Linked DNA regions of Homo sapiens: region 1 is linked to region 2. Evidence: read pairs that join two places in POLR2A ChIA-PET (ENCODE). Cell type or tissue: A673. All regions are shown on one strand.

Region 1 (5,000 bases), 210 kb before region 2:
CCAACATGGTGAAACCCCATCTCTACTAAAAATACAAAAATTAGCCGGGCATGGTGGTGCATGCCTGTAATCCCAGCTACTCGGGAGGCTGAGGCAGGAGAATGACTTGAACCTAGGAGGCAGAGGTGGCAGTGAGCCAAAATTGTGCCATTGCACTCCAGCCTGCTTACCCCCCAAACATCCTTAACTAGTATTGTGAAATAGCAGTAATTAGCAAAACTCCATTTCAAAAAATAATAAGATGTATATGTATGCATGTACATGTGTATACACACACACACACACCCACACACACATACACACACAATTTTTCCCCCACTTTCCAAAACAGAATAATAGGTATGTTTTGAGTCATCATTATGAATATTTTTCTATGCTAATAAATCTCTGCATTACATACATTATATTAAGAACTATATAAAATGTCATTGCACAGATTTATTTTAACTGGTTTAGCCATTGTTTGATATTTGAGTTCTTTCTCGTTTATTTTTATGTGTGTATTTGTTTTTTAATTATTTTACTTTATTTTATTATTTTATTGAAACAGGGTATCACTCTGTCACCCAGGATGGAGTGCAGTAGCACAATCACAGCTTATCAAAGCCTTGACCTGCTGGGCTCAGGTGATTCTCCCACCTCAGCCTCCTGAGTAGCTAGGACTATGGGTGCCCATCACCATGCCTGACTAATTTGTGTATTTTTTGTAGAGACATGGTTTCGCCATGTTGCCCAGGCTGGTCTTGATTGAACTACTGGGCTCAAGCGTTCTGCCCGCCTTGGTCTCCGAAGTGCTAGGATTACAGGTGTGAGTCACCATGCCTGGCCTGAGTTCTTTCTAGTTTATTTTTTGACCGTCAACATCATTATACATGTGATTATTTTATTAGCCTAAACATGTAGAAAAGGAATTGCTGGACCAAAATTTGAAAGTGTCTGGTAAACACCATCAAGACGCTGAAAAGGTTTTGCCAATAATTTATGCTCTCACCAATACTATATAGTCAATTAAATTTAAGGGTCAATTCCAATAGTTAATCCTGGCATACAAATGGTTTTGGGAACACTATGAATTTGGTAGTGAAACGAGAGGAGGAAAATTGCCTCTTCAAAGAGGTAATCAACCCTAATCTTTATTTCAGTTTCTTGGAGTTCTTTAGACCTCTGGGAGTGGTCTAAGCTTAGGAAAGACTTTACCTCATACAGTTTTGGGGAATGTGCACAACTCTAGGACAATTTAACCTTAGGGCCGACCTGGGGGTAAAGCTGCCTAAGACATAAGGTAGAGCCAGAATGCTGGCATTTCGCATAGTTCTTAGACAAGCCCATGCCCTGGGAATTTCTGGTCCATAGACAGTCAAAGGGTAGTTAGTCTCCATTAAAATAGGAGGGAGGCAGTTAAGCTGCAGTTTCTGGCAGACTTCTAGGGACAATCTAGTCAGGCGACCCATGTTTCTACTCGAATAAATTCTGAACATAAAGAAAAAACACTTAGAAATGTAATGTATATTCTCCAAACAGACTTAAAATTCATATTGAACTCAGTCTTGCTAGTGTTTGAAAATCCTAAGACAATGAAATTACATAGGATGGTTACTATAAGCTTATTATCATTACATATTATCTCTGCAATGGCTAAAAAGAGCTCTTTATTCGTTATCAGTGTGATCTACTTAATGGCAATCGGCAAGTTTTCCTAAATAATATGAAATACTACATGTTAAGAACCCGAAAATAAAATTAAAAAAAAAAAGAACAACAACAACAAAAGGGTTTTAAAATTTCATAAGAAGATTGTGAGACTTTTCTTGAATTCCTCCAGCAAGGCTTCGGCTATACAGGCATTTATTCCTTCTAACAACTGTTTTTCTTTCATTTACATTTTTTCCAAAAAATACACTTCAGCCCTGATTCTAAAAAAAAAAAAAACAAAACAAAAAACCATGTATAATTTCACATCTAAAGAAAAGAAATAGCTGATGTTTCTACTTCACAGTGTACAGCCTATCTATGAGCTTTATCTCAGCCTCAGTTATTAGATGACTTTCAGAGAGCTGCCAGAAATAGTCTTTTATTTAAACTGGTTTTCCTTACACTGTTATTTGACAGTTGTGTTATAGAAAGATTATTCAATATCAGTGATGTCAAAAAGCTTGGATTTCCCAAGAGTTCCTGGGTGACAGATTCTAGAAGGCAAGCCAGTGCTTTTCTACTTTAGGAATATATTTTCTTCAAATTCATGTTACTATTTTATGCCCAAATTACATGTCTGCATAATAGACCCCCATCCCTAACTTCAGAGATCTAAAAAAAAAAAAAAAAATCATCTGCTTGAATTTCATTTCATGTGGTTTTTTATTCCATACCATGTGCTCAATAATAGCCAAAGTGACGGCTTATGCCAAGATGCAATTTATTGCATAGATGCTTAGAACTAGCTACTTTAGGCTGGGTGCAGTGGCTCACGCCTGTAATCCCAGCACTTTGGGAGCCCAAGGCGGATGGATCACCTGAAGACAGGAGTTCAAGACTAGCACGGCCAACATGGTGAAACCTGCTCTCTACTAAAAGTACAAAAATTAGCTGAGCGTGGTGGCGGGTGCCTGTAATTTCAGCTACTTGGAAGCTGAGGCAGGAGAATCACTTGAACCTGGGAGGCAGAGGTTGCAGTGAGCCAAGATTGTACCATTGTACTCCAGCCTGGGCAACAAGAGTGAACCTCTGTCTCAAAAAAAAAAAAAAAAAAAAAAAGACAACTAGCTACCGTAATAAAGAAATTAGATTTTTGTGACTTAACCTATGCTAATGACACTCTTTAGATGTGACTAAGTTTGGCATTCACCCAAAAACTGTTTTCAATTTAGTGTTCAAACAGAAAAATTTAGACAGTCTAACTAATTTTCTAGCTTTTATCATGTATACATACATAGAAAATAACTGGTCCCTTAAGACATTTAAAAATGCTAGACGGGATACTGAGGATGCCTGGAGCAATATAAAATTATGGTAAATTATGGTATTCATACTAAGTCATCATTTGGAATTTTTTTTTTTTTTGAGACAAGGTCCTGCTCTGTCACCCAGGCTAGAGTGCAGTGGTGTGATCTCAGCTCACTGCAACCTCTGTCTCCTGGTCTCAAGCGATCCTCCCACCTCAGCCTCGCAATTAGCTGGAACCACAGGCACACAACACCACACCAGGCTTATTTATTTATTTTGAGTTGGAGTTTTGCTCTGTCGCCTAGGCTGGAGTGCAGTGGCACAATCTCGGTTCACTGCAACTGCCACCTCCCAGGTTCAAGCAATTATTCTGCCTCAGCCTCCTGAGCAGCTGGGATAATATAGGCATGTGCCACCACGCCTGGCTAATTCCTTTTTTTTTTTTTTTTTCCGAGACAGAGTCTTGTTCTGACGCCCAGGCTGGAGTGCAATGGCATGATCTTGGCTCACTGCAACCTCCACCTCCTGGGTTCAAGCGATTCTCCTGCCTCAGCCTCCTGAATAGCTGGGATTACAGGCATGCGCCACCACACCTGGTTAATTTTTGTATTTTTAGTAGAGATGGGGTTTCATTATGTTGGCCAGGCTGGTCTTGAACTCCTCACCTCAAGTGATCCACCTGCCTTCACCTCCCAAAGTGCTGAGATTATAGGCATGGGCCACCGTGCCTGACTGCCCAGCTAATTTTTGTAGAGACTGGGTTTCACCATGTTAGCCAGGCTGGCCTCAAACACTTGACCTCAGGTGATCCACCCACCTTGGCCTCCCAAAGTGCTGGGATTACAGGCGTGAGCCACCGTGCCTGGCCTAATTTTTGTATGTTTAATAGAGACAGAGTTTCACTATGTTGCCAAGCCTGGTCTCGATCTCTTGGGTTCAAGTGATCCACCTGCTTTGGCCTCTCAAAGTGCTGGGATTACAGGAGTGAGCCACTGTGCCCGGCCAGAAAAATTCTCAGATATTTATTTAGCCAACAAATATATATGGAATTCTTACTATATGCCAGACAATGTGCTGTATCAATATCTTCTCCAAAACAGGCAGTATCAGGCAAACCATTCAATGACAACCACTATTTCCTGCCTTGATTCCCTTTGTGTACCCTTTAAATTCCCCAACAAAACAAATAAGAGTTTTCTTTTTTTTTTTTGAGATGGAGTCTCACTCCGTCGCCCAGGCTGGAGTGTGGTGGCGCCATCTCAGCTCACTGCTACCTCTGCCTCCTGGGTTCAAGCAATTCTCCTGCCTCAGCCTCCTGAGTAGCTGGGATTACAGGCACATGCCACTGCATCCGGCTAATTTTTGTATTTTTAGTAGAGATGGCGTTTCACCATCTTGGCCAGGCTTGTCTTGAACTCCTGACCTCGTGATCCACCCACCTCAGCCTCCTAAAGTGCTGGGATTACAGGTGTGAGCCACCACGCCCAGCCCAAATAAGCATCTTTATAAGTTGTTCCAGAAGCAGGTTAAGCAACACCATGATAAGACGTAAGCATAATCAAACACTATTAAGCCGAGGGTTTAAATGAAAGGTCCAGCTATACAGATGGACCAATACATTTGATTCCGGTCTCGCTTCTAAGAGGCAGACAATGTGAAAATGTGGGGCTCGCAGACCAAAAGCAAACATCATCTTTAAATATCATCAATTATTGAGGGCTAAATTTCTTCAGAGCCATCCCAACCATCAGTAGAAGAAAAACAGGACAGAGCAGAGGCTGAGGAAGATAGGATAAGTGAGAAGAGTTCTAAGGAACTGGGATCAGGGCAAGTCTCCACAGTTTGCTCTAGGGTAATGAAGGGGAGACTATGGCAGAAAGGCCCACTGAGGTCCACTTGACACTGTAATCAATGGTATAGTGATAGATGGGTGCCTGGGTCTCCTTTCTACCTAGAAAGAACTCAAAGAAGCCACATCTCAAATATGCTTTCATTCAAATATTTTTAGAATTACCACTAGCTAAATACAATATCAGGTGCTCTGGAAATACAAAGCCATA
Region 2 (5,000 bases):
TATGATGGTCTTATCTTTTTTTTTTTTTTAAGTAGCCATTACTAAGCATGAAACCTTTTCGTAGTAAAATTGTAGCAGCCTTCCCCTGTACATTAGAAATATAGATATATGAGATTCCTACTGCTTCTGCTGCTCTAGTGACTCAGAAGGTATAACAATATATAACTGAAAACAAATTATTTGGAGTGATTATAGCATTTTTATTGACTAGGTATCTTACTAGATTGCTTTAGACAACACACATTCTTTGGTTTTCCAGTTATTACAGTACAAAAGTGTCGGTATTTATTTCTTTGGTAACTATGAAATTTTTTAGAGACATTACAGTATCTTCTCTTTTTTTTTTTTTTGAGACGGAGTCTCGCTCTGTCGCCAGGCTGGAGTGCAGTGGCGTGATCTCGGCTTACTGCAACCTCCACTTCCTGGGTTCAAGCGATTCTCCTCCTCAGCCTCCCGAGTAGCTGGGACTACAGGCGTGCGCCACCACATCCAGCTAATTTTTGTACTTGTAGTAGAGACGGGGTTTCACCATGTTGGCCAGAATGGTCTCGATCTGTTGACCTCACGATCTGCCCGCCTTGGCCTCCCAAAGTGCTGGGATTATAGACGTAAACCACCGCACCCGGCCTTTTTTTTTTTTTTTGAGACAGTCTCACTCTGTCGCCCAGGCTGGAGTGCAGTGGCACAGTCTCAGCTCACTGAAACCTCCATCTCCTGGGTTCAAGTGATTCTCCTGCCTCAGCCTCCCGAGTAGCTGGGACTACAGGCACATGCCACCACGCCTGGCTAATTTTTGTATTTTTAGTAGAGATGGGGTTTCACCATGTTGGCCAGGCTGGTCTTGAACTCCTGACCTTACATGATCCATCTGCTTCAGCCTCCCAAAGTGCTGGGATTACAGGTGTGAGCCACCACACCTGGGCGGACTGCAATATCTTCTCTACCAGAAGAGAGATTATATTTGTAATGCTGTTGGTGAGCATTTTGAAATCTTTTTTTTTTTTTTTTTTGAGAGAGAGTCTTGCTATGTCACCCATGCTGGAGGTCAGTGGTGTGATCTTGGCTCACTGCAACCTCTGCCTCCTGATTTCTAGCAATTCTCCTGCCTCAGCCTCCCGAGTAGCTGGGATTATAGGTGCGCATCACCATGCCTGGCTAATTTTTGCATTTTTAATAGAGTCGGGGTTTCACCTTTTTGGCCAGGCTGGTTTTGCACTCCTGACCTCAAGTGATTCACCCGCCTCGGCCTCCCAAAGTCTGGGATTGCAGGCATGCGCCACTGCACCTGACTCGCCTTTTGAAATGTTATGGGAGCCAAGGATTGCTGTACCATCACAGAATATTTTTATTATTAGTTTTCTGAGATAGTTAAATAAATGAAGAGGTGGTCGTGGTGAGTGGTGTGTGTGTGTGTGTGTGTGTGTGTGTGTGTGTGTGTGTGTTTCCCACCAAAACAAAAGTAATTGAAGAGAATTTGGTGCCAAGTGGTATAATAGGAACTGGATCTGTTCCTCTTTGTTCCGTTAACTTGCTGTTTGATCTTGGACAAGTGACTTAACCCCTTTGGTCTTAATATTTTTGTCAGTTAAATAAGGATGCTTGATTAGGTGAACCTAAAGGGCTTTTAATTTTTATTTTATTTATTTTTCTGAGGTGGGGGTCTCACTATGTTGTCCAGACTGGTCTTGAACTCCTGGGCTAAAGTGATCCTCCTGCCTCACCTTCTTCAGTAGCTGTGACTACAGGCACGTACCACCACGTTCAGTTCAAAAAAAAACTTTTAAAATTATAAAACATGTTGTATTTTTATACAGTACTTTACAAGTAATTATGTTATTTCATTAGATGGCTTGTGTAAAATCATAAACTCAGGTATTGTGTATTTGCTTATTCTCACAAGGGCCAAGAGCTTGAAATGAAGAAAAACAGCCTTCAAGTTCCTCTTTAAGACAGTTTTCATAATTATTTCTGACATCTTCATGAACAATTTACCTTGTATTCCCCTTAAACAGTTCATTATGCCTTTAGTCTCATCTTTCACCTTTGTTTTCTTTTCTCTAATCCAAATTGCCGAAGGGAGTGGAGGAAGAGGTGAAGATGTGGAAAGCCCAGAGAGTTGGAGAGTTGAGAGAAGGAAGAAAGCAGTTAAGGTCAGAGTATTGAAGTAAGATGGGACTGTACTAGTAATTTATTAATTCTGAGTTGTACCTTGCCAGCCTGAAGCAGAAAATGTTTTATTTTGTAGTAACACTATAGGAATCCTAGGTGTGAAAACCTTAAGTGATTAGTTGCCTGCAGGAGTCAATAGGCATAGTGGCCCTTAAATTCTTCCAGCTCTGTGAACTGAGCCTAGTATAGTGTCAGTAACATAGACATTCAGTCCATGTTGGGTGAATGAGAGTCAAATAGTCCTGGCAACTATTGTCTAAATCCTTCTCCCCTGTGGGTAACACAGCTGTAGATCATCTTGTTCTCTGTGCCCAGATACTACAGTGATGGGAATTATGGGAATGTCAAGAAGGAATGACTTCTCTTTGATTCATGAAGCAGCTAATACTCTTAAAACAGTTTCGATTGTGCTGAAACAAGCAGGACTAAATAAAATGCTCAGTAAAAATAGTAATGAAAAAGATTGTAAAGCTATTATGTTAAAAGTAATTTGAGGCCAGGCTCAGTGGCTCACGTTTGTAATCCCAGCACTTTGGGAGGCTGAGGCAGGAGGATCACTTGAGCCTAGGCTGCAGTAAGCTTTGATTGTACCACTGTACTCCAGCCTGGGTGACAGAGTGAAATACCCTATCTCTAAAAAAAAAAAATTTAAGAAATTGATACAGTGGCATCTACCTGGCATGATTGGTGGGGGTATGGGCCATGCTGGACACTGCAGAAGAGAGAAAGGAACTATTTCAAAGAGGTGCTGCCAACTGTAGATTCTTTCTGTATATATATATTTCCAAAGAAGGCAGATTTTTGGAAGTGTTTATTTTGGAACTAGTCTTGTGTATTTCCATTCTGTCCCCACTGTATCCTGTATTTTGCACTGCCAGAATTCTGATAGCTGCCGTGAAGCAGGGCTGTGGCAAGTGGCCAAGTGTGATAAAAACCTATTTTTCATTTTAAAACAATACAGATGTCAGAATACTTTAAAGAAGTATTTAAAGATAGATTGAGTAGAATGGAACAAATAGTAAAAATCTAATGAGAAGATTGAAGGTTTTTCATTTGCTTTTGATGGAATTACATTTTTTGGAAACAGAAGAATACCAGGTTATGTCTTTCTTGATCTGTTAGTTTCTCTCTCTTTCTCCCTTTTTCCTGATCTGTGAATGCTGGTGCTAGACACTGCTGAATAGACAGGAAAAATGGATTTTCTGGTGTTTTTTTTTCTTTTTTGAGGGGACCCCTAGGGTATACTTTGTGTGAGTATCTGACTAGATATAGATATAGATGTCAATAGTTTGGTTTTGTTTATTTATTTTCTTGTTTTAACCCCAAAGAAAATGAAATCTTGTTTTCTTTTTATTTTCAGCTGTGACTTAAACGTTAAAATGCTGCCTAAGCACAGTTGAGATAGTAAAACAGGATTTTAGTGTAACATATTACAGAATTTTGGAATATTCATTTACTTAATGGACAGCTGAACTCCAGTCAGTGCTTTCTTTAAGTTTAATGTCTCATCCTGCATTGGTGTTCGATTCAGAATGAATTCAAGTTCTTAGTGTGGCCAACTGCCACAAAGTTGGGTGAACTTTAAATACATAATGGCTTTCTGTTTTGTTTTGTTTTTGAGATGAAGTCTCGATCTGTCGCCCAGGCTGGAGTGCAGTGGTGCGATCTCAGGTCACTGCAACCTCTGCCTCCCTGGTTCAAGCAATTCTCCTGCCTCAGCCTCCTGAGTAGCTGGGACTACAGGCACATGCCACCATGCCCGGCTAATTTTTTGTACTTTTTAGTAGAGATGGGGTTTCACCATGTTGGCCAGGATGGTCTTGATCTCCTGACCTCGTGATCTGCCCCCCTCAGCCTCCCAAAGTGCTGAGATTACAGGTGTGAGCTATAGCGCCTGGTTAATGGCTTTCTTTTTAATGATTCTAGAGCTTTTAACATGAGAAAGTAGAAAATGAAAGGAAACTATAATAGATTTCTTGCCTAAAATGGGTGTTCTTTGTAAGATGAAAAGTAGAGACAATCTGAGACCCTGAGTTATGGATCCGAAGGTCACATCACAGCCAGCATTAGACAGTCATAGCACTAGTGGAAGAAAAGGCAGAAGGTAAACTACTGATGGGAATGCTGTCAAAGGAGCTCACTTGGAAAGGCCATTCCATCACCTAAGGTTTTTTTTTTTTTTTTTTTTTTTTTTTGGTGGAGGTGGAGTGGTCCTTTATAAGGAAATTACATTATGTTCAATCAGACATACAAGGACAAAAATCTTTTATTTTTAAATTGTGAAGTATGTCATGTCTATAAAAAGTAGAATAATATAATATACAACCTTTAGCTTGAGAAATTGAACATTATGATTATAATTGCTGCCCCCAAGTACCATTCCTTAGACCTCTCTCCCAAAAGTAACATTCTCTTAAATTTGATGTTTACCATCCCATGAGTGTGTTTATCCTTTATCTACACCTATCTTATATAGTTTTGTAAGAATGTTTTAAAACCTTATTTAAAAGGTATTAAACTGGCCGGGCGCAGTGGCTCATGCCTGTAATCCCAGCGCTTTGGGAGGCCAAGGCAGGTAGATCACCTGAGATCAGGAGTTCAAGACCAGCCTGGCCAACATCATGAAACCCCTGTCTCTACTAAAAATACAAAAATTAGCTGGGCATGGTGGTGGGCGCCTGTAATCCCAGCTACTTGGGAGGCTGAGGCAGGATAATTGCTTGAACCTGGGAGGCAGAGGTTGCAGTGAGCCGAGATCATGCCATTGCACTCTACCTGGCAACAAGAGCGAAACTCTGTCTCAAAAAAAAAAAAAGTATTACACTGTATGT

The links. Peaks named below come from ENCODE experiments on the same cell type or tissue, not always from the same donor. Only the 100,000 strongest peaks of a DNase experiment are listed, where the experiment ranks them.
Region 1: POLR2A ChIA-PET joins it to region 2 with 6 read pairs; 5 of 35 experiments call an interaction of 5 or more read pairs at or near these places.

The regions. Positions count from the first base shown.
Region 1 is chr10:72,492,928-72,497,927 of GRCh38, forward strand. The region is part of intron 6 of MICU1 (mitochondrial calcium uptake 1); the gene reads right to left. Among named protein-coding and RNA genes, the nearest start is that of MICU1, 130 kb to the right of the region's middle. In A673, no CTCF peak of the experiment used is centred here; no DNase peak of the experiment used is centred here.
Region 2 is chr10:72,706,207-72,711,206 of GRCh38, forward strand. The region is part of intron 1 of MCU (mitochondrial calcium uniporter); the gene reads left to right. Among named protein-coding and RNA genes, the nearest start is that of MIR4676, 12 kb to the right of the region's middle. In A673, no CTCF peak of the experiment used is centred here; no DNase peak of the experiment used is centred here; H3K27ac peaks cover 385 bases.